Linked DNA regions of Homo sapiens: regions 2 and 3 are each linked to region 1. Evidence: chromatin loops called from intact Hi-C (ENCODE). Cell type or tissue: PC-9. All regions are shown on one strand. Region 1 overlaps LOC105369625 (a long non-coding RNA gene). Region 2 overlaps VWF (von Willebrand factor). Region 3 holds the start of SNORA120 (small nucleolar RNA, H/ACA box 120).

The links. Peaks named below come from ENCODE experiments on the same cell type or tissue, not always from the same donor. Only the 100,000 strongest peaks of a DNase experiment are listed, where the experiment ranks them.
Region 2: a loop joins it to region 1, with 24 times the contacts of the local background. A loop is called at or near these places in 85 of 110 quality-filtered maps.
Region 3: it touches region 1 in a loop (10-fold over the local background); 3 of 110 quality-filtered maps call a loop at or near these places.

What each region holds. Positions count from the first base shown.
Region 1 is chr12:6,281,541-6,289,540 of GRCh38, reverse strand. The region is part of intron 2 of LOC105369625 (a long non-coding RNA gene); the gene reads left to right. Among named protein-coding and RNA genes, the nearest start is that of PLEKHG6, 25 kb to the left of the region's middle. RefSeq lists an enhancer at 7,913-8,000. In PC-9, CTCF peaks have their summits at 4,162 and 4,364 (motif pointing right); DNase peaks (open chromatin) are centred at 2,530, 2,970 and 4,360; H3K27ac peaks cover 1,496 bases.
Region 2 is chr12:5,984,987-5,992,986 of GRCh38, reverse strand. VWF (von Willebrand factor) reads left to right here. Exons shown (of 52, transcript NM_000552.5): 38 at 969-1,168; 39 at 7,322-7,424; 40 at 7,868-7,942. Among named protein-coding and RNA genes, the nearest start is that of ANO2, 44 kb to the right of the region's middle. In PC-9, CTCF peaks have their summits at 4,029 and 4,234 (motif pointing left); a DNase peak (open chromatin) is centred at 4,206; H3K27me3 peaks cover 1,709 bases.
Region 3 is chr12:6,034,610-6,042,609 of GRCh38, reverse strand. VWF (von Willebrand factor) reads left to right here. Exons shown (of 52, transcript NM_000552.5): 19 at 6,119-6,222; 20 at 7,784-7,922. SNORA120 (small nucleolar RNA, H/ACA box 120) reads left to right here and starts at 2,427; the gene lies at 2,427-2,573. In PC-9, CTCF peaks have their summits at 2,220, 2,424 (motif pointing right), 4,107 and 4,310 (motif pointing right); DNase peaks (open chromatin) are centred at 2,384 and 4,329.

The DNA of each region.
Region 1 (8,000 bases):
ACAAGAATCAAAGAAAAAATAAGATAAATCAAACTTTACTAAAATTAAAAACATTGTAGGTTAAAGGATACCAACAAGATAGTGAAAAGACAATCCACAGAATGGAAGACTATATTTGCAAAATATCTACCTGATAAGGGCCTAACATCCAGAATACGCAAACAACTCTTTTTTTTTTTTTTTTTTTGAGATGGAATCTCGCTCTGTCTCTCAGGCTGGAGTGCAATGGCGCAATTTCGGCTCACTGCAACCTCCACCTCCTGGGTTCCAGTGATTCTCCTGCCTCAGCCTCTCGAGCAGCTGAGACTGCAGGTGCCCGCCACCACGCCCGGCTATTTTTTGTTGTTGTCGTTGTTGTTGTTATTTTAGTAGAGACAGGGTTTCACCATATTGGTCAGGCTGGTCTTGAACTCCTGAACTCAGGTGATCCACCCGCCTTGGCCTCCCAAAGTGCTGGGATTACAGGCGTGAGCCACCGTGCCCGGCCTATACAAAGAACTCTTACAACTCAACAGTCAAGACAACCCAATTTGAAAAATGAGCAAAGCATCTGAATAGTCTTCAAAGAAGATATAGAAATGGCTAATGAACACATGAGAGGATGGTCAACTTCATTAGTTATTAGGGAAATGGAAATCAAAACCACAATGAGATATCCCTTCACATCCACTAGGATAGCTATACAATAAAAAAAAGGAAAACAGGCGGGCGCGGTGGCTCACGCCTGTAATCCCAGCACTTTCGGAAGCCGAGGCGGGCAGATCACGAGGTCAGGAGAACGAGACCATTCCTGGCTAACACACAGGGAAACTCCATCTCTACTAAAAATACAAAAAAATTAGCCAGGGCGTGGTGGTGGGCACCTGTCGTCCCAGCTACTTGGGAGGCTGATGCAGGAGAATGGCATGAACCCGGGAGGTGGAGCTTGCAGTGTTGCAGTGAGCCGAGATGGCACCCCTGCAGTCCAGCCTGGGTGACAGAGCGAGACTCAATCTCAAAAAAAAAAAAAAAGAACCAAAAAACCAGTGTTGGTGTGATTATAGAGAAATCGGAGCCCGCATATACTGGTGGTGGGAATGTAAAGTGATTCAGCTGCTGTGGAATACAGTCTGGCAGCTCCTCAAAAAGTTAAATATAGAATCACCATATAACTCAGCAATTGCACTTGTTGGTATATATCTGAGAGAAGAGAAAACATGTTCACACAAAGACTTGTACATACATGTTCACAGCAGCATTATTCATAATACCAAAAAGTAGTAACAACCCCAACATCCATCAAGCAATGTGATGAATGAATGAACTAAATGTGGCATGTGTAGTCCCAGCTATTTGAGAGGCTGAGGCGGGAGGATCTCTTGAGCCTGGTAGGTTGAGGCTGCAGTGAGCCAAGATCACGCCACTACACTCCAGGCTGAGCAACAGAGTGAGAACCTTTCTTAAAAAAAAAAAAAAATTAGCCAAGGTAATTCAAATGTCCATCCAGTGATGTGATTAATGAATGAACAAAATGTGGCATAACCATACAATGGAATGTTATTCAGCCGTAAAGAGGAATGAAGTTCTGTTGCATACTACCACATGCATGAAGCTTGAAAACATTTTGTTAAGAAGCCAGTCAGATATTGTGTGATTCCATTTATATAAAATGTCCAGAATAGGCAAATCCATAGTGACAGAAAATAGATTAGCAGTTGCCAGGGGACAGCATAGGGAGAGAATTCGGACTAACTTTTTTTTTGTTTTTTAAATACGGTCTCACTTTTTCGCTCAAGCTGGAGTACAGTGGCACAATCAGAGCTCACTGCAGCCTCAACCTCCCAGGCTCAAGTGATCCTCCCACCTCAGGTGCACACCACCACACCGGGCTAATTATTTTATTTTTTGTAGAGATGGAGCTTGGGCATGTTGTCCAGGCTGATCTCAAACCCCTGAGCTCAAGCGATCTGCCTGCCTTGTTCTCCCAAAGTGTTGGTATTACAGGTGTGAGCCATTGTACCTGGTCTTTAAAATGGTGACTTTTTTTTTTTTTTTTTTTGAGATGGAGTCTTGCTCTGTCGCCCAGGCTGGACTGCAGTGGTGCGCTCTCGGCTCACTGCAACACTGCAAGCTCCGCCTCCCGGGTTCACGCCATTCTCCTGCTTCAGCCTCCCAAGTAGCTGGGACTACAAGGTGCCCACCACCATGCCTGGCTAATTTTTTGTATTTTTAGTAGAGACGGGGTTTCACCGTGTTAGCCAGGATGGTCTCCAACTCCTGACCTCATGATCCGCCCACCTCGGCCTCCCAAAGAGCTGGGATTACAGGCATGAGTCACCACGCCTGGCCTAAAATGGTGACTTTTAAATTATGTGAATTGTATCTCAATTAAAATGCCAAATTAAAACAAAACGCAGTTCACCTTTGCTCTCTAGGGTCAGAGTAGCTCATGGTGTGTGTGTGGGGTGGGGCGTTGGAGTGATGGGGAAGCATTCCCTTGTACATGCTGCCTGTTTCCACAAGACCATGTTGAAAGGAATGTGTCCTTCATGACTGCAGCCTGAGTCACACAAAAGCCATTTCAGTCTGTACATCAGGAGTTTTGCAGCCATAAAGAGGACTCTCGCTGGGCGCGGTGGCTCACGCCTGTAATCCCAGCACTTTGGGAGGCCGAGGTGGGCGGATCATGAGGTCAGGAGTTCAAGACCAGCCTGGCCAACATGGTGAAACCCCATCTCTACTAAAAATACAAAAAAAAAAAAAAATAGCCAAGCATGGTGGCACGCGCCTGTAATCCCAGCTACTCAGGAGGCTGAGGCAGGAGAATCACTTGGAGGTTGCAGTGAGCTGAGATCATACCACTGCACTCCAGCCTGGGCAACAGAGCGAGACTCCGTCTCAAAAAAAAAAAAAAAAAAAGGACTCTGCTAGTACATACACATCATGGTGATTGCTCTTGTGTGCTGGTTGCCATGGTTATGTGACATGCAACAGTGGCATTTGATAAAACTGCTTCTCTGTAAGTATTAATGTCATTAACCTCCCAGCTGGTTTGTCTGACTTCTTTGCCATCCAGTGACTTGCAGCTGTAAGAGTGAGGGCAGTTTTGAAGGATATGCTATATTCTTGCACAAAATTAAATTTTTATTCTGGGAAATGTTGCTTTCTGCTTATTCTGGAAAAAAAAATAAATCAGTAGACTCTGATTGTGACTGATACAAAAGATCTGATGACTTCGAGCCAAGATCTGACATTTCATAGCAGATAATTCACTGAGGACAAGGAGTGAATAGCCAGTAAAACCCAGTTTCTAGATACTCTCTGAGGTAGCTCTTCTCTACAGTTTCTCTTTGCTGCTTGGGCTAAATAATCATTTACATTTTTCCTTCTTCCTAGCACATACAGCTATTTTATATTCCCAGTGAAATCCTGTTCACTGTTTATGTGGATGACATTATTCTGAGCTGTCAGATGTATATTTTCATTTTCATTGCTACTCTGATGAGTCAGTGAAGCACTTTTGAGCCATTTAATAACTTTTGTAATTTGCAGATATTGCACAAGCATATGAATGCATAAAGCATATTTTAAAATATAAACAACAACATGCATAGGATGGAAAATAAGATTAGCCCAGGTGGCTGGGCACAGTGGCTCATGCCTGTAATCCCAGCACTTTGAGAGGCTGAGGTAGGAGGATTGCTTGAGCCCAGGAGTTGGAGACCAGCCTGGGAAACATAGTGAGACCTTGTCCCCACAAAAAATAAAATTAGCCAGGCATGGTGGTACATGCCTGTGGTCCCAGCTACTTGGGAGGCTGAGGTGGGAGGATCTCTTGAGCCCCGGAGGTTGAGGCTGCAGTGAGCTGAGACTGAGCCTCTGCACTCCAGCCTGGGCAACAGAGTAAGACCCTGTTTCAAAAAACAAACAAGCCAACAAAAGGATTAGTCAAGGTAATTCAAGCAGTCCTGGAAACCCCTTGTGCCAATTTTAAGATTGTAATAATTATTAAAAACATAATCATTATTAGAACGTAATGATATTTCTGTCACAGCCATAATCGCTGTCATTTTTCAGATCTGTGAAAAGTAGAGGAACAAAATTGTTGATCACTTTGTCCTCTGAAACTATCTGTCTACCTGAGGACCTGTTGAGTAAACTGTCCTTGGGCCTCACTCTGAGAAACATTTCACTGCCTTAAGAGATATCAAATTCCTAAGAGATGGGCTGTGGGGAAGATGACTGAAGGACAGATGGGTGTACAAATCTGGAGGCTTGAGGGGAGACAGAGTGGACTCCGGCATTTTCCGAGTCCTACATTTCTTCCTCTGGCCTGGGAGTACGCAGCAATGATTATGATCTACCACCAGAGGGCACTGTGGCACTAGGGACGCCAGCCTTGGACCCCCCTGGGTCTGGCGTTCCTATTCTTCTCCACGTATTCTTGACGGCTACCCAAAGAGCTTTCAGCTCTTTAACCACATTAATTTCGTTTCTTTCCTTACATTCAGGGTTCTTAACCTGGCAACCATGGTAGGACTTTTTATGGTCAGTGAACCTCAGAATTTATATATATATGTCTGAGTAAGTGTATATACCTCTATCTAGAGGTAGTTTATAGTTGTAATCAAGTTCTCAAAGGTGTATGTGACCGTCTTCTCCCACCAAAAGTCAAGAATTATTGCCTAAGTAGTAGTATCCCCTTGAAGGGGTAGAATACAGTGATGTTAGGGACCAGTTGGTTGACCAGGGGAAAACACTTTTTATAGGTTATTTAATACAAGCCTCAAACTACCTTGCAAGATGTCTCCATTTTACCAATGAAGAGCCTGAAGTTCAAAGAGGCTAAAGATTGCCCGGGTCACACAGCTAGGAAGTGGTGAGGCTGGGGTTCAGTTCCTGGAGTGTCCAGCTCTGCGCTGTTGCTGCACTGAGAGAGAGCCTCACCCATTCATCAGCAAAGATGTGGAAGGCACCAAGGACATGTCCAGAGCTGTGCTGGGTGCTGAGGACAGTCTGGCGACCAAGCAGCGTTGGTTCCTGCCTTCGGGGGGCTTCATGCCTGGAGGAGGTGGTGACGGCGGTCGTGGGGGTTGGAGATAGACACTAAACACACAAGCGTGTAGCTACACACTGGGAACTGTGCTCCAAAGAAATGAACAGGGCACAGCAGAGACGGTGGGGAAACCTGCAGGTACACTGGCTAGGGGAGGCCTGTCCGAGGAAACAGCATATTAGCTCAAGGTGAAGCCGGGACTGTCTTCAGGGAGGGAGAGCCCGGCCTGGCTGGGCAGGGGGTGCAGTCAGCAGGGCTTTCTAGGCCAGGTCAGTAATTCAGACTTTATTCTAAGGGAAACAGTACACCATCGTGGAGTTTAAAACAAGGGAGAGGCTGGGCCAGTGGCTCACGCCTGTAATCTCAGCACTTTGGGAGGCCAAGGCAGGTGGATCACCTGAGGTCAGGAGCTCGAGACCAGCCTGACCGACATGGTGAAAGCTGAGGCGGGAGAATCACTTGAACCCGGGAGGCAGAGTGAGCCGAAATCACGCCATTGCACTGCAGCCTGGGCGACAGAGCAAGACTTCCTCTCAAAGAACCAAAAAGTAAAAGCAAGGGAGAAAGAAACTTGAGCTAATTTATGGGTTTTTCTTTTTAATAATGGCAAAAAAAAACAACATAAAATGTACCATCCTAACGTTTTTTTTTTTTTTTTTTTTTGACGGACTTTCGCTCTTGTTGCTCAGGTTGGAGTGCAATGGCGTGATCTCCGCTCACCACAACCTCCGCCTCCTGGGTTCGAGTGATTCTCCTGCCTCAGCCTCCTGAGTAGCTGGGATTACAGGCATGCGCCACCATGCCCAGCTAATTTTGTATTTTTAGTAGAGATGGGGTTTCTCCAGGTTGGTCAGGCTGGCCTCAAACTCCTGACTTCAGGTGATCCACCCGCCTCAGCCTCCCAAAGTGCTAGGATTACAGGCGTGAGCCACTATGCCTGGCCCCATCTTAACCATTTTTAAGGGTACATTTCAGTTGTGCTAAATGCGTTCACACTGCAGTGCAACCTATTTCCAGAACTCTTTGCACCTTGCCAAGCTGAAAGTCTGAACCCATTAAACAATAACCCCCCATTCTCCTCTCCCCCGGGCAACCGCCATTCTACTTCTGTCTCTGTGATCTTGACGATGCTAAGTGGAATCATACAGTGCTTGTCCTTGGCTTATTTCACTTTGCATAATGTCCTCACTGTTCATTCATGTTATAGCATGTGTCAGAATTTCCTTCCTTTTTAAGGCTGAATAATATTCCACTGTATGTAGCATTTTGTTTATCCACTCATCTGCTGATGGACACTGGGAAGATTCCTTTTTTTGTTTTTTTGTTTTGTTTTGTTTTGTTTTTGCAGCAGAGTCTCACTCTGTTGCCCAGGCTGGAGTGCCGTGGCACAAACATAGCTCACTGCATCCTCAACCTCCTGGGCTCAAGTGATCCTCCTGCGTCAGCCTCCCGAGTAGCTGGGACTACAGGCAAGCACCACCACACCAAGCTAATTTTTTAAATTAAAAAAAAAAAATTTTGTACAGACAGAGCCTTGCCATGTTGCCCAGGCTGGTCTTGAACTCCTGGGCTCAAGTGATCCTCCTGCCTTGGCCTCCCAAAGTGCTGGGATTATGGGTGTGAGCCACTGTACCCTGGCAGATTCCATCTTTTGGCTGCTGCAAATAACGCTGCTATAAACCTGGGTGTACAGGTATCTCTTTGATACCCTGCTTTCAAGTTTTTTTTTATTTTTAATTAATGTTTTAGAAATTATAAAATACATGAACATGGTACAAATTCCAGAATCACTCTGGCTGGGGTGGAGGAGAGATTGGGCGCAGTGAAAAGTGCAAGGGTGTTCTGTGGTGTGGGTCACAGTGGGGCTGGCCTGTCATGTGGTGTGGGCCTGCTGATGGGACGGGTGGACAGTGAGGCTCTGTTTTAAGGTCCTGGAGGCTTTCAAGTGGTGAGGTCAAGTAGGCAGTCAGGTATGAGTCTTGAGCTGAATGGAAGTCTGTGCCGGAGAGAGACTTTGGGAGTCAAGGTGCTGGGGATGGTATCTAAGGTAAGCGATGGCCTAGGCCTAGGCAGATTGCAAATGGAGAGGAAGGGGGCCGAGACCAGCCCCTGATGCTTAGAGTTGGGTGGAGGAGGCACAGAGTGGGAGGAAAAGCAGGAGGCTCAGTGCCAGGAGCTGACTGAGCAGGGAGCGGCCTACAATGGAGGCGACCACTGTGAAGGACGATGGGGAGAGGACGAGGCACCCACTGTGCTCGGCAGGCAGCGCAGAGGCTGTTGGTGACTTGGACAAGAGCAGTTTCAGCCCAGCCGGGAGGGAGTGGCAGAGGCCAGAGGGAGTGCAGCCTCGTGAGCAGGCAGCTCCGGAGAAGCTGGGCTCTGAAAGACAGCAGAGAAACGGGGCGCAGTCGTGAGTGAGGGGGAGGTGGAAAGGAGGGAGCTTTGGGTGATCGTTTTGGCTTTTTAAGATGCCCGTGTTACCAAATGCATGTTTTTTGTTTGTTTTGTTTTGTTTTGAGACAGTCTCACTCCTTCACCCAGACTGGAGTGCAGCAGCACGATCTCGGCTCACTGCAAACTCTATCTCCTGGGTTCAAGCGATTTTCCCGCCTCAGCCCCCAGAGTAGGTGGGATTACAGGCGAGCGCCACCACGCCCGGCTAATTTTTGTATTTTTAGTAGAGATGATTTCCCCCCGTTGGCCAGGCTGGTCTCGAACGTCTAACCTCAGGTGGTCTGCCCGCCTTGGCCTCCCAAAGTGCTGGGATGACAGGTGTGAGCCACCGCACCCAGCCCCCAAATGCATGTTTTGATGCTGAAGGGAAGATCTGGCAGGGAGAGGGTAAAGATGCAGTCAGCAGAGTGGGGACACATGAGAGGACAGAGTCCAGAGTGCCTGTGGACAGCTGGCTTTTGGGGGCCCCTCTTTTGTGCTATCAGGAAAGAAATAGGAGGCGGGGTCTCAT
Region 2 (8,000 bases), 300 kb after region 1:
AGATAACCTGTAGGTTCCTTAGGGCTCTGATTTTCTGAGGCCATGTGGATGATACTGCCTCCTCCCAATCAGCCTGCAAATCAAGGGGCAAATGTTAGTTTCTAAGTTACTGGAAGCACTTTCTCTGCATACTGATTTCTTTGTGTACCTCCTGGTTATTTACTGTGCACACAGAGGGAAATCTTTGGTGCTCCAAATCCTTGGAAACTTCGTCCATCACCTGCCTGCCTTGGTGCCTTGAGGATGTGAGGAAGTTGTTGAGCGAATCAGAACGAGGGAAATGAATCACCTTGTAGCTTCTCTCCCAAGGCAGTTCTAAGCTGTGTATTCCTAATTTAAAGATGCTTTTCAAGCATAAAAGACATATGTATTCAAAAAAGGACAACAAAACCTACTAAGGACACACAGGTTCACAACATTTGTTAGGACTAGATTTGGCTGCTAGTAGCAGAGAATTAAAATTTTCTGTCATACAACTGATCGGAGGCGGTGGCTCCAGCTGATTCTGGGCCTCAAACTGGATTCTAGTTCCTTGCTCTGCCCTCAGTTGGGTGTGGTCTTTTTCTTCATGGTCTAAGATGGAGTTCTAGCCATCACATTCATGCTCCAAGGAGGAAGCTGAGGGAAGGAGGGAAGAGGGACAAGGAGCATGCATAGCTGTCTTTTAAAATGGACTCCTGGAAGCTGCCATGGGATACTATACTTTCTTTTACAGTTCATTGGGCAGAACTAGTCATGTGACTACACTTAGCTGCAAGAAAGGTTGGGAAATATAGTCCTCATTCTGGTGGTCATATGCCCAGCCTAAAGTTCTGTTTCTATGGAAGGTGGGGAGGATGAAGATTGGTGGAAAATAGCCGTCTCTGCCCTGGCAAGTTTGTCTGATGATTAACCATGTTGAATCAGCTGTGCCCATTTCACTCTGGCTGGTGTGGGCCTTTGCAAGTGACCTCCTTCTCTGTCTACAGCTATGTCATGCCCACCATCTCTGGTCTACAACCACTGTGAGCATGGCTGTCCCCGGCACTGTGATGGCAACGTGAGCTCCTGTGGGGACCATCCCTCCGAAGGCTGTTTCTGCCCTCCAGATAAAGTCATGTTGGAAGGCAGCTGTGTCCCTGAAGAGGCCTGCACTCAGTGCATTGGTGAGGATGGAGTCCAGCACCAGGTAGGAGCCTGGGCCTTTCACTTCCCATGGGGCTGCTTCCCTCTTGGGTCAAAAGGGAGATATGTTCACCAGTGATTGGCCTCTTCCAACTGTGGCAGCAGGGTTGACTCTTACGGGGATCATTAGGGATAGGGAGGCAGTATTGTGTAATGGCCTTGCATTCAGATAGCTCTTGGTTCAAATCCTGCGTCTGTCATGTATTATCTGTGGGATTAAACATCAAAGTGTTGTTACCACATTATTATTATGATTGTTATTACTATTGTCTTTATGATTATAGTCATTTAAGCAGAATGATACAGAAATCCAGGAGGGAAAGGGAAAAGAATATTTTGTGTCATAATGTCTGCCATTGTTAAGAGAGATTATGTACCTTGATTGTGCTAAACCCAATATATTCATTATCTTAGTGTTTTTCAAAGGTGTATTTTGCAGGGTATTAACAGTTACTTGTGGTCAAGTGAGTTTAAAGAACACCAGCTAACCATAGTTAAACAGGTTTCTTTATTGCAGAACTCTTTAGTCTTTTTAATATACTACTGTACCTTGCAGATATTTAAGAGAGTTTTTGTTTCTCAAACTTATTTGATCATGGAGCGTGTGTGTGCATGCGTGTGTGTGTGTGTGTGTGTGTGTGTGTGTGTGTGTGTGAGAATCCCTTGGGACTGGGATTCCACAGAATACATTATTGTATCCTGTGTCACTCATAAATACAAAAATCCTATGAAGAAACTAAGACCTAAAGAGCTCAGTAAGTTACCCATGGAAACAATTTATAAGTAATGGAGTTGATCTCAGAATTTGAAGCTCTATGTGACTCCAAAGATCTGGCTCTTTCCACTATATGAAATGGCCCTTTTGCTGCATCTTTTTTGGGCTGATTTGCTTGGGAGTCACTGAGTCATCAAAATTTTTTTTTTTTTTTTTTTTTTTTTTTTTTTTTTTTTTTTAGCTCTATGGGAGTTATTGAGTGTATTTTGAAAGCATATTTACCAGACTCCTCCGTCTTGGCCTAAAATGGCTGTCATCTCTCTTCAAAGTTGACCCCGTGTATATTTGTAGGATCTGGGGCAGTGTGTGTCTGTGCACATGTGAACGTGTACATGTGAATGTGTGCAGTGGCCCTGTCCTTCATGCTTGACAGTGATACTACAGACCGTGGTAGAGATAGAAGCATATTTGGCTTCTAGGAAAGGAGAATGTGTTTTGTGATCATGGACTGCACTCAAGACCTAATGTCTTCATCGCCAAGGAGGACCATTCTTGCTAAGTGGACCAAGTAGAGTGACTTACCACTATGTTCAACCACGAATAGGAGAACTCATGGTAAATGTAGCTAACCAGCCTGCAGAATAGTGAAAACAACATTTCAGTAACTACACTATTCTGTCCCTGATGTTATAAGCCAGGATAGGGACCATTTTATATGATTCTCCCCAAAGCTCTATAGGGTCATAATCGCACATCCTATTGAATGGATGAGACTGAGGCTCAATGGCATGAGGTGATAAAGCTGGGATTTATATTCATAACATCAGTCATCCTATAGTGTCCTAGCCCTGCCATTGACCTCACTGGAACTGTGAGCTGAACTCTGGGCTAACTCATGTTCATTGGAGCATGGGTATCCATTAGGGCTATTACTTATAGTCACTTATAGTGATCTCATCTGCTCTAGTTTAGTTGTTGGGCTTTGTCCTAGTGGATCCAATTTGTCCTCACCGTGGAATAGATGAGCTAAAGTCCTACTCTACTGCCATATTTCAACTTGCCAAGTTAAGTAATTGCCTGTTCTGTGATATTCCCTAAATGAGTTGACAAAACCTTATATTCCTCTCCTTGATTTGTATAGCTCCTGAGCTCCTGCAGGGCTTGAATGATGTGGACCAATTTACATATGGGGCTAGAAACCTGTGGTAATTTCAGACCGGTTTTACTAGTAGTGGCAAAATGCTTGCTCTCAGAAGGAGACAGAAATGATCTTTTCCTTGGCGTTCTGTGATGAGAAGTGAGCTCAAGTTTGCAGCATTTCTGGCTCATGAGTGTCAAATGTCTGCAAGGTCCTGAGAGCAGGAAGACTGTGAACTTTATCTTAGTGTCTCCAAACCCCTATCCTTTGCTTCTCCTTTCTGGTGCTATTTTCCCCTTTCACTGCCCGCCTCATCTTCAGTCCAACACATTAGAATATGCATTCAAGTTGTATAAAGTTTCCATCCAAATATTTTGGATGTAGAAACCGTCTTATAAATATATTTTAAAATCAGGTAAAATAAAATTAGTTAATTGAAAACTTTGAAAACAACACAGCCACTTTTAGTGATTTCAGAAAATACAGTTTAAATGAATGAAAACAAACATCATATCCAGCCACGTGCATTTTCAACTTTGACTTTCAAAGCAGAGAAAGAATAAAAACCTAATGTGAAGAACATTTCCATTAAAGAAACTTTTTTTTTTAAACTGAAAAATAAAGCCCAGAAAACCTTTTATTAAGGGAAATAAACTAGGGTATAAAACTATTGTAGTAATTTCAGAAGAGCAAAATATTCACTAGTTTTCATAGCTCTTGTTTATTTTACAAAACAGAGTCTAAAGAGGTGAGTCTTTGGAGTAGGATCAGAAGGGACCAAGAGCCTGCACAGGCTGTCCCTGGCTCAGTGGAGCTGCTGGTGGTGGTGGGTGCTGTAGTGACAGGCACAAGTTTAGCAGGAACCTTGTCCATGGCCCAGAAGCTCTGGCCCGTAGCCTCCTTCCCTCTCCCTTAGTCTCTGCTGTCCCTAGCTGGGCTCAGTGTTTGCATTTCATTTGCATCCCCCATCACATTGGCTGGTGGTGGGTGGTGCATGATGAATTGCTTGTGTCCTTCTTTGACCTTGGGCCTTGAAAATGTCAGTTTTCCCACCTTATTCTCTGCAGGCCGATCTTTTGTCACCTTCATTCAGACTTTAACTCCTGCTGGCTCTCATACCGGTTCTGGCCTGGTGATAGTCACGCCTGGGCCCTGGAACCTGGCGATTGCGACTGCCTGCCTGCAGTTGGCCTGGGCTTGTGCAGCAGTGCCATCTGCCGGCCGCGTTGCTGCATAGCCTGGCCAGGCCTGGAGAGCCACTACGGTTGCTTTTAGAAGCTTGGCCTTAGCTTGTTTTTTAAATTTTTAATTTTTATTCTTTTCCCTGCCTTGGGCAGGCCTTAAGCTTCCTGGGAAATGAAAATCCCCAGCGGAGGAGGTTGGACACCTGCTTTTGGTCATCTGTTGTGTGTTACCCATTCTCAGGATAGTTGGAAAATTGTGTGATTTATTCTTGAGTTTAAATATCTGAGGTCTGCGTTTAAAAGGAGAGAAAAAAGAACACTGAAACATATACAGAACATGACTCTCTCCTTCCGCATCCCCTCATGTCTGCCAATTCGACCCCCTGCCCCAGCCCTCCGAGGCCAGCGCCCTGGGCCCCTCCCTCCACCTTCCCAGCTGGAGTGGCAGCCGCTGTGTCTTTTCTGGTTTTTATTCCTAGTCCTTCCCTTTTCCGTCCTGCATGCTGTCGCCAGGGTTGTCTTTATTTAGCTCTTCTCTGTGAGGCAGGGCCTCCTCCATTGTCTTCAGCCACCTGCCTCACCTGTGATGCCGGGCACTGCGGGAGTGTTCCTTCGTCTGTGCCTTTGTTAGCTGTTTCCCACCTGGAATTCCTCCTCCTTTCCCCTTTGCCCAAGTCTTCCTGTGCTTCATAGGTGCACCCTTGTGAGACTCTCTGGAGTGCCCAATCTTAGTGGACTCTCCTTTTGCACTCTTACTGCTCTTTTATTTTTTATTTTTACAAATAGCTTTATTGAGATATAATTTACATGCCACAAACAGCACATATTTAAAGTGTACAATTTGATAGGTTTTGACATATGTACACACCTATAAAACCATTGACATAACCAAGATAATGAATTTCCATCCCCCAAAGGTTAGCTTATGCCCTTTTAAATATATCCCTCAACCCTAGACAACTACTGGTCTGCTTTCTGTCACTATAGATTCGTTTACATTTTCTGGAATTTCACATAAATGGAATCATGCCTACGCACTTCTTTTCTGCCTGGCTTCCTTCACCCAGCATAACGCTTTTGGGATTCATCCATGATGCTGTCTGTTTTGATAGTTTTCTCCTTCTCATTGCTAGGTGGTATTCCACGGTGTGTGTGTATCACAATTTATTTTTCTCATTCAGATTTTCACGAATGAGTCTTATTTCCTCAACCTGACTGTCAGCCATTCGAGGGCTAGGATGGTGTGTTCAGACCTGCCCACGATGGGCACTGTGTCTGTTGATGAGAAGCAGTTGTGCTGCAAGAGGCTAGGCCTGTGGTGTCTGGGGCCAGAATGCTAAGTTCGAAGCCTGGATGTGCCACTTGGTCAAATTTCTTAACTTCTTGGTGTCTCAGTTTCATTATTTGTAAATATAGATACTACTACTTATCTGGTAGTGTTATTATTAGGAAAATAAAGTACATAAATGTAAAACTCTTAGAAAAATATCTTGAACATATTTATTATTAGTTACCTGTGGGAGGCAGCAGAGCATGGTGGTTTAAAACCATGGATTTGGGCCGGGCATAGTGGCTCACACCTGTAATCCCAGCACTTTGGGAGGCTGAGGCAGGTGGATCACTTGAGGTCAGGAATTCGAGACCCAGCCTGGCCAACATGGTGAAATCCTGTCTCTACTAAAATACAAAAATTAGCTGGGTATGGTGGCACATGCCTATAGTCCCAACTATTTGGGAGGCTGAGGCAGGAGAATCACTTAAACTCGGGAGGCAGAGGTTGCAATGAGCCGAGATCATGCCACTGCACTGCAGTCTAGGCGAGAGAGTGCGACTCTGTCTCAAAACAAACAAACAAACAAACAAACAAAAACCAAAACATAAAATAACAAAGAAACAAACCATGGATTTGGATTCAAATCCTCACTCTGTCGCTGTGCCTGTGGGAACCTAGCAGGTGCCTTAGCTTTCTCATTGGAAAAGTGAGGGCAGTGGTAAAACATATCCTCACCGTAGGACTGCAGTGAGGATTACATGAGTGATTTAAATAAAGTCCTCAACACAGTGGCACACAGCAGGTGGCATCTGAATGTTAGCTGCTATCATTTATTGAGTGAGTGAAAGGTGTCAAGGGCAGGACCAGAGGGGTTAATCCTGAAGGAGGGCAGGGCACTTTGGGGGAAGGGGGCCTTACTTGTGGGTATTTGATCTTCCTTCTTAGCTGACTGATTGCTGACTGTGGAAGTAATAAGTAAGACCTTCTTGACCTGGGAACTTCTTAGAGGCCTTTGAGCTACTGGATAAGAATGTGTTTCTTCAGGGGCAATTTCACTTGAATTTAATTTTAAGTTTAAATTTAACTTTATGGCTGAATCCAGAGGGAGACTGAGTCCTGGCTCTGCTTCTTATTAGTGGAGCTCTTTGCTGTGTACCCTGTGCTAATCACAGTTTCTCACTCCTTACAACAGTCCTGCAAGGCAGGCTTGAGTACGCTCATTTTACAGGTGAGGAAACTGAGGCACAGCGGAATGCAGCCTTTGTTAGAGTTCAGGAGTTCCTGACTTCAAAGCCTTGTGCTGTGGGGCTGTGTGTACCTTCGAGAAGGCTGCTCTCTGCCCTGGGCCGTCTCCCATTTGAAAAATCAGAGAACTGCACTCAGGCCTCTAAAGTCACTGCGGGCATCAAGAATGTGATGCTTTCAAGAGTTTTGCTGTCCTCCCCACCGCTCTTCCTACCCTATTGTCTGAAGTCAATTTCAGAAATAAATGGATTTTTTTCCCCAAGCAACAACCCAATTTCTCCTTTGGCTTGAGAAATGACTAGCAGTGCGATCCAAGAACTCTCATTTTTCTTTCTTTGCTTGGTTTTAGCACTGCCAACAGAGAAGGCTGTAGTGAAAATTTCCGCATGTTAGTTTACAAAGCAATGTGGCAACCACCTTTCTGAAAGCCATTAGAACCTCACAACCTCCTTTCAGCCTGCTTTTGTTTGCCTGTGAGGCTCTGTCAGAGGGCTGGGTCAGGGACTGGCCCTTGCCGGAGGCAGGGAGAGCTGACCTCTGTGAATTCTGGGCTTCGTACCTAGAATGTCCTGTGCCCTTTCTGAACCTCGCTTTGCCCTCAGTTCCTGGAAGCCTGGGTCCCGGACCACCAGCCCTGTCAGATCTGCACATGCCTCAGCGGGCGGAAGGTCAACTGCACAACGCAGCCCTGCCCCACGGCCAAAGGTGAGAGTCCTCCCCTCCCTGGTGCCTTCATGGAGGAACAAGGGCCCCTGCAAGGCCCCCCAGCCACCCATCTTCACCTCTGGCAGAGCAGACTCAAACACTGGCACCTAGAGTCCTAGAGTGGGTGGGCTTCCTTGCCCAGCCTGCATTTCCCATCACTGGGCCTGGGAGCCCCATTCTGCACCTGGGGTCGACATTCTCAGATTAACCCTCGCCTCTGGTCCCCAGCAACGGTCAGACTTAAGAGTCCCCTGGAGGGTAAATGTGAGGGTGTCAACAGGAACATGGGGACACTCATCTGTCAGAGGTCCCGTGGCCTGGATCCTTGTGGGATGACCGTACAGAACTCCTACTAGTTTTCAGTGAGCAAGAACATTTCAAATCCCTCTGAGGCTGTCCCACCACTAATTTCTCTGACTTTTGTGGCCGTTCCTCTCCTCTAGCTCCCACGTGTGGCCTGTGTGAAGTAGCCCGCCTCCGCCAGAATGCAGACCAGTGCTGCCCCGAGTATGAGTGTGGTATGTGTCCCACCAGGGGGATGTCTCCAGGGCCCAACCCTAGCCCCAGGGGGCACCA
Region 3 (8,000 bases), 250 kb after region 1:
GGGGATTCTAACTTGCAGGTTCATATTGTAAGAGATTCGGTTATTTTCACAACTGCTTCCTTACGATGCCGGCGAGTGTGCAAATTATTGCGGCCAGATTCGAGAGAGCAGAGAAGTCCGTGTAATTTATTAAGGGTGCGCAGCGTGCCGCCTGCAGCACGGGACACGTGTTCTTGGCCATAACACAAAGAAAATGGAGCTGGGCCTGGAAACACCCTGTTTGGGCCCATCTGATGGTGCAGACATCATCCCTCGGGGTGTTCCTCTGTCCAGTCTGTCCCTTGTGAAGGGGCAGGGTTGTGGGATGTCACTAAGGGCTTGGGGAAGGGGTCACGGATTCTGCATTCTTCTGAGGACTTGACAGGGGAAAGGGAAGTGGCTTTTTCCCGGGGGCAGATCTGCGGGGGGCAGAAAGAGCAGGAATGGGGTGCAGAGGGCAGACCCGTCAGGCCAGGCTTCCCTGCTTTCCCACTCCATGCTCTTGTGCAATCCTTCAGTCTTTACCGGAAGCCCAGTCACCTCATGTGTTACGTAGACACCGAATTCCTGTTCTGCCTCCATGATGCATGGCTGTGGGCCCCAAGGAGATGTGTGTGAAAGCACTTTAAAGCCAGAGAGTTCTACAGAAGTGTAGGAATAGCTTTCATTGTTGTTTCTGTAACTATCCAAGGCTGTCTCAGAGGCTGCACCCATCAGTTCTTCCTGCTGTCCATAGGAGAGACCTGTAAAGGATGCTTTTTCTTAGATTTCCAGCCTGCTGTGGACCCATGCTTTTGTAAATACAATAAAAATGAATTCTCATAAAAATAAAACAAAAGCAATGACAAAAATAATATGATCCCACCCAACTAAAAAATATTTTCAGCTGGGCGCAGTGGCTCACGCCTGTAATCCCAGCACTTTGGGAGGCTGAGGCGGGCGGATTACGAGGTCAGGAGATCGAGACCATCCCGGTAACACGGTGAAACGCTGTCTCTACTAAAAATACAAAAAATTAGCTGGGCGTGGTGGCGGGCGCCTGTAGTCCCAGCTACTTGGGAGGCTGAGGCAGGAGAATGCCGTGAACCCAGGAGGCGGAGGTTGCAGTGAGCTGAGATTGCACCACTGCACTCCAGCCTGAGCGACAGAGCGAGACTCCGTCTCAAAAAAAAAAATTTCTTTTTTTTTTAAAAATTTTTTTGAGACGGAGTTTTGCTCTGTCACCCAGGCTGCAGTGCAGTGGCATGGTCTCGGCTCACTGCAACCCCCACCTCCCAGGTTCTAGTGATTCTCCTGCCTCAGCCTTCTGAGTAGCTGGGATTACAGGCGCACACGACCACACCCAGCTGATTTTTGTATTTTTAGTAGAGATGGGGTTTTGCCGTGTTGGCCAGGCTGGTCTCGAACTCCTGACCTTAGGTGGTCTGCCTACCTCTGTCTCCCAAAGTGCTGGGATTACAGGTGTGAGCCACCATGCCCGGCCTTAAAAAATGTTTTCTTTCCTTTTTTTCATGATCCCTAAATCTAAACTCTTACTTCCCACTTTTTATGACATATAACAGACATAACATGACTCTGCCAAATTTCCCTAAGATTTTCTAAACACTTTCTCTTAGTTTCTGTGCTTGCGTCCTCACAGGCTGGCCCTGGCCCAGGGAATGCACTTTGAGCAGCCCTGTTCTCAGCCGAAGATTGTCTCTCCTCCTCTAAGGTGCCTCTCAGTGTCCACCGTATGCCCAGAAGCACCTGTTTGAAAATATTGGCGGGGGCAGAGAAAGAACCCCTCTCTTTCTGGTTTGTCCCAGGCCTGGCACCTGCTTAGAGCAGAGGTTTTCTGGTTGACCCCACAAGCTGCAGGCTGTATCTGCTCCTGCCATCGTGCAAAGGTCTCCTGGCATGGGAATGAGGAGGATGGGGGTCCCTTTGCTAAGTGGTCCGCACCGTGATAAATGAAGGGCAGAGAAACCGCCTGGAAACGGCATGGTATCGGAACCTCACACTTCCAGGTTTGAATCCTGCCTCCTAACATCTACTTAAGTGAGTGGCAAGTCACTTAACATCTTGGCGTCTTAATTTTCTTATCTGTAAAACTGGCTTGCAGGCTGTTGGGAAGACTGGAGATGAGAGCAGCGAGCACATGGGAGGTGCTTAGTGAGTGGTGGTTTAATGACCACTAACTATTACAGTAAGTTCGTGGTGGGAAACGGTGAATCCTGCCATGAACAGAGATGCTGCAGGGAATTAGCACACACAGGAGCATCTTTTTAGATCCCAGTGTTCACTTTCTGAGACCTGCCGGATCGATAAAATGAGGGGGTTGTGCTGGAAGATCTCCCAGGTATTTTTCTCTAGTTCAGAAATTCTTGGAGCCATGCTTGCCTGAAGCATCCATCTCTTTAAGTTAGAATATTACCTGCTACCACCACTAGGTGACAGCAAAGCACAACTCACTGCCCTGCTCACCCTTCCTGAGTCCGGCGGCAAGGGTAACTCTGGGAGCATCGTAGAGGGCAGAGAAGAAGAAACCCTGAGGTCCCATTATGTCAGCCCCTTCTATCACACGGGAGGAGACTGAGGACAGAAAGGGAACAGAGCCGGGTCAAGCCTTCATAGTTGTATAGTGGAAATTCTGGTCTCCTGACTCTGAGACCAGGGCTCCTGTAATCTGAAACACTTAGGCCTCTGTCTGGGAGATGCTGACTTCCCGTTTGAAACCTAGCAGCTACATCTCCCAAACTGCTGGTATTAGGAGCCTCTTGGTGGCGAGAAGTGTGGTTATGTCCCTGATCCCAGGATGTCCAGTTTCCTCACTGGCCCCATGTGAAGACTGAAGGAGTTGGGCACCACTTCTTAAAGTTCAGAGCTTGGGTTCAAGGGCCCATCCAGAGGCGGCCTCACATGTGGGCGTTGCACATTTTAAAAGATCCAAAGAAGGGCCTGTTTCAGAAATATCTCCTACATGGTCCATGATTTGTCACTCAGTCGGGCTTACTGAAATATAATAAGCAAAAATTCATTTTGGTTAACAAGCGAGAGGTTTAAAAAAAGCGGAACCTCATAAGTCTTCATAGGAGGAGTCATCACGCTCAGCAGGAGTGCTTTAATCAGATCACTCTCCTCCTCGCAAGCTTCTGGCTGAGTTCAGCTGCTTTGGCCTGAAAGTACTGATGGGGTAGGAGAATGAACGAGAGGCAGTTGGAAGGTAAAAAAGATTCTGGAGAGTGGGTCACGATGGTGTTCATGTATGGAGAGTTGGGGACAATGGGGCCTTTTCAGAGAAAGGTAACAAGACCAGTATTTTCCTACTTTATAATTTTCTTGGAGTGGACCAACACGTAGGACCACGTTCTCAGCCTGACCCCTTTCGGACTGAAGATGTCATGAGTTGGTGAGTGATGGGACGAGTATTTTTGCCAGGCTTTCTTCTGAAGTCTTCAGGGGACATTCATAGACTTTATCTTAGTAGCCTTTTGATGTCCCGAAGGGACAAACACTAGACGGAGGTGGTTCTCTTCATTTTAACTGTGAGGTTTAAGTGACTTGCCACAAAATTTGGCCAGGGACTGTTGTGCTGGCCTGCCCCGCCTCTCTGCACAGCTCCCCTCTGGGTCCAATCCATCCCCTAAATTACCCCTTTATTTCCAGGCCTATCTACCTCCATGAATTTCCACCTCCCTGAATGTCTTTGCCACTTTGGGATTCTCTGGGTGTTTTTAGCTGGGCTATTGTTACCTGCTCTTCTCTCCCAAGTCAGGAAGTCTCATGCTGTGTCCTGGAAACCCTTTCCTCTCATTGAAGATTATGTTTTGTCTCCTCTCCAGCTCTCTTATGACCTAACTCCACACCACTGTGGCCTTCATAGCAGTCCTCACTTAATATCAAGGTCCTATTATAATATTGCTGTCCATGAATTAATAACCTCCTCTTGCTAACACGAGTCGGCAGAGAGCAGCCACGTGGTTTGCAGTGGGTGCTCAGAAGGAGGAGGAGGTGGCGGCTGCAGTCATGGCATTGTTATCTCACACCTGAGCTGGGACTGGAGTGTTCTGTCCGCTGGAGGAGGGCTGGGCTTCCATAGACCCACACCTGGGTGACAGGAGGCATGGTGGGTTGTCCCATGGGTTGAATATCATGGCGAGAGGTAAAAACATGCAGCATGCAGACCAAGAGGCCTGGGAGCCCCCAGCCCGGCCTGCCCAAGGGTGAGGGGCAACATGTGCTGCTGAGGTAAGGGGAGCCTGGCTCTGTTTCCTGGAGTCCGTCCCTGCACTTCTGTCCCACATGGTATTTGCCACAAGGAGGCGTATTATCTGGTTTCCGTTGACTGTAAGGCATCCGTGGGATACCTCAGTCATTCTTATAGCAGCCACTAGGTGGTGGGCCTCAGGCTTAAGTCAGAGCTGACACTGGACGGGGCGATGTGGACATGAACCCTAATTGTGACAGAGGCTTTGAATGCTCTGCTAGAGAGAGGTTTTTCAGCCCTGCCAGCTCCTACCAAGGTGCCATCTTCCCTACTGGGTGCTTAAGCTCATTCCCTCCCAAGAACAGTGGTTCCGGGAGGTAAGAGCTACCAAGAGTGGGGTCAACCTGCATCTTATGCCCTGCACTGTCATCCTGACCCATCAGCTGGGCTTCCAGAGATGCGGGAACACCTCCTGAGGTTGGGTGAAGATGACATTAAGCAGTGGAGGATTCTTCCTATTTCCCTCCCCCCAACCGCCCCAACACACACATGCTCACATACGATTCTAGCCTGGGTCCTTGAAAGCCCTTTGTTCAGCCCAAGATTGCCCTGTTCCCAGGGATTTGTCCAGCTCCAGGCCTGGGAGCTCAGACTTGTCTGGGGAGTGACTGGGTCACGTGGAGCTGGAACTGTTCAGACCAGGAGCTTCTCGCCCTGCAGGGAGCTCTGGAGCCAAGGTGCCACAGTCCTTCACCTGGGGGTGACCCAGGCCTCTTTGAGAACCCCCAAGGCTAGGCCACACCAGGACAGGCACCCAGGGCTGCCCCTTGGAGTCGGGACAGAAGCGTGTCTGCATGTTGAGCTCAGAGTGGGTTTGGCTGACTCTTCTGGGGCTGGTAGTTCTTAGTTCTTTTATTTTCTCAGCCCCAACAGACCGGAGGAATACAACATGCTCACGAAAGTAGTTTCCCGAGGGGTGACGACGGGGAAGTAGAGCATACCCCATGGAGAGTGAACCGGGATACGGGAGACTGGGCAGGAGGGGGCCTGTGGCTTGGACCAGCCCCCAGACTCTAGTTCTGATCGATTTCTACTTATGCCCAATATTTGGCCCTCACCTCCAGAGTGTTAAGTACATATTAATTTTATTCAATATAGTGTTCATTTTCTTTAATTATAAACATAATACATGCTCATTGAAGAACACTTGGAAAAAAATTTTAAAACTGAAAAAGAAAATAAAATCCTCCCACTCGCCTATCCCAGCTCACCACCTGGAGGCAGATTCTGTATTTCCTTCTAGTCTTTTGTGAAATATATATACATTTGGAACCATATGTATATACAGTTTTTCTTCCTGTGTTAAAAATTAACAGCATAAGTATTTCTCACTTCATTTAAGATTCTTCCAAAGGACCATTGTAATAGCACCATAGGATACTGGCGCCTGGTGATTCCTCAATGGATTTAGTCATTTTCCTATTAAGTGTTTCCAATTTTTTTTTGCAATGATAAATAATTCTCCATCAATCTTTGTCCATAATTCTATTTCCCTCAGAGAAATCCTTTCCTTGGGATGGCTAGGTGTAAGAATATGTGCATTTCAAGGCCTCTGGACATGATTTTTTGAAGTACCTTTGCAAAAATGTCCAGGTTACAGTGCCCCAGCAGGGCACGAGAGGGCAGAGGGCAGTCAGTGTCTTTAGTTGACAGGGAGGAGCCATGTAGATGGGAACCCATGTTTGCCAAGCCCTGGCCTGGGCATAGGATCCCTGTCCTGGCTTGGCCTGCAGTGGAAGCTGTCCCCCTGGCTCAGCCCTGGTCCTGGTGCCAGTCCCAGTGCTGGGCTTACCCGTAGGCTCAAGTCTCAGACAACACTTCCTGGAGCGGGCTGGAGGAGGGCTTTAGATCAGTCACTGTGGCCCTGAGGACTTTTGGATTCTTTTCTCTTAGGTCCGGCATGAGAACAGATGTGTGGCCCTGGAAAGGTGTCCCTGCTTCCATCAGGGCAAGGAGTATGCCCCTGGAGAAACAGTGAAGATTGGCTGCAACACTTGGTGAGGCTCAGTGAGGGGCTGCGCCGGGGACCCAGGCCCTGCGGGTGGAGTGAGGGTGCACGCGGCCACAGGACCTTCCGCACTTGCCTCCAGCCCCCTGTGGGAACCTGGTTACTCTCTGCCTTTCCTCCGTGCCTGTGTTTCTCCATCTGTAAAATGGGGAGAATCTTTTTCATCACCTGTGTCCATCCTGCATAGACACTATTCAACAGGTTAGTACAGTAGCCCTTATCCGAAATGCTTGGGACCACAACTGTTTTGGATTTTGGATTATTTTGGACTTTGAAATATTTGCATATACATAATGAGGTGTCTTAGGGATGGGACCTAAATCTAAACATGACATTTATTTATGGTTCATATATACCTTATACACGTTGCCTGAGGGTAAGTTTATACAACATTTTAAATATGTATTTAATGTGTATTTAGTATTTTTAATGTTTGTGCATGAAACAAAGTTTTGTGTACATTGAACCATCAGAAAGTAAAGGTGTCACCCTCTCAGCCACCCATGTGGTGTCATGTTGGTGCTCAAAGTTTTGGGTTTCAGAACATTTTGGACTTCAGAGTTTTGGATTAGGAATGCTCAGCTTGTATTTCTGTTCAGGGAGATGGGCCCCAGGGAAGACAGGGACCTCGCCCCACCAGTCATTGCATTTGGGCCAAGCTGCCAGTGGGCACGGGGTCTGGAGGGTCCTTTCGTTGCAGGCCTTACACTGCCCATGAGCACTTCGTGAGTGTGCTTGCAGTGGCGTGGTTTGAGGTGAGGGTGGCTGGTTGCCTTCTCCCTTTTCCTTGGCCATCCTGCACGTAACCCCTCACCCTGCTCATTCACCCTGCCTTTGACTTGGTGGCTGTGCACAGCCTTGGAAAGAGGCCTACTGGACAGAGGTAGAGAGGGCTGTCTCTTGGGCTTGAGGTCTGAGCTTACCACCTCTGACGCACAAGTGGGCTTCTTGATGTCAGCTCTGGTTACGGGTGGTGGCAGGGAGGGACACGTGGCAGTGGGCAGATCACTATAGATTTTAACATGTAGCTACATACATCTTAACGTGTAGCTATGCACACAGGACTGCTCCTGGCAGAAGTGCGTACTTCATCACTCTTTTCTATACTCTGGGCTTTCCCACTGTTCTGTCTTGTTTTTCCCATTAGCCTCAGGCTTTCAACATCAGTGTGTCTGTTTTACAGACACCCTGTGGCCAATCTCAGGTAGATGTGGCTTTCAGGGTGAGGCTGAGCGAATTCATAACAGGAGGCCTAAAGAGCATCCGGGCCTCCTCCCTGGCTGCCTGGCTCACTTTGGACAACCCCTTCCCTTCTTTGCCTCAGTTTCCCCCTTTTAGGGACAGCCACTAGGCTTCCCTGTCTCCTGCTGGGCACCATACTGGGCCTATGAAGTCCACACTCCACGCTACAGGTCCTCAACTTCCTTGGGCTTCCTGGAGGGTTGGGAGGCACCCAGAGTATTCTGTGTTCCTTCATTGCCTCCATGGCCCAGATGGGCCCCTCAAACCCAAGGTGCCCAACTTGTCATCTCTGCCATGACTGCTCCTAGTGTCTGTCAGGACCGGAAGTGGAACTGCACAGACCATGTGTGTGATGCCACGTGCTCCACGATCGGCATGGCCCACTACCTCACCTTCGACGGGCTCAAATACCTGTTCCCCGGGGAGTGCCAGTACGTTCTGGTGCAGGTGAGAGGTGGGGAGATGGGGAGAGGGTGCTGTTTCTTTCTAGGAGGGGTGGGAGGTGTGGCCTCAGGTTGGGTTCTG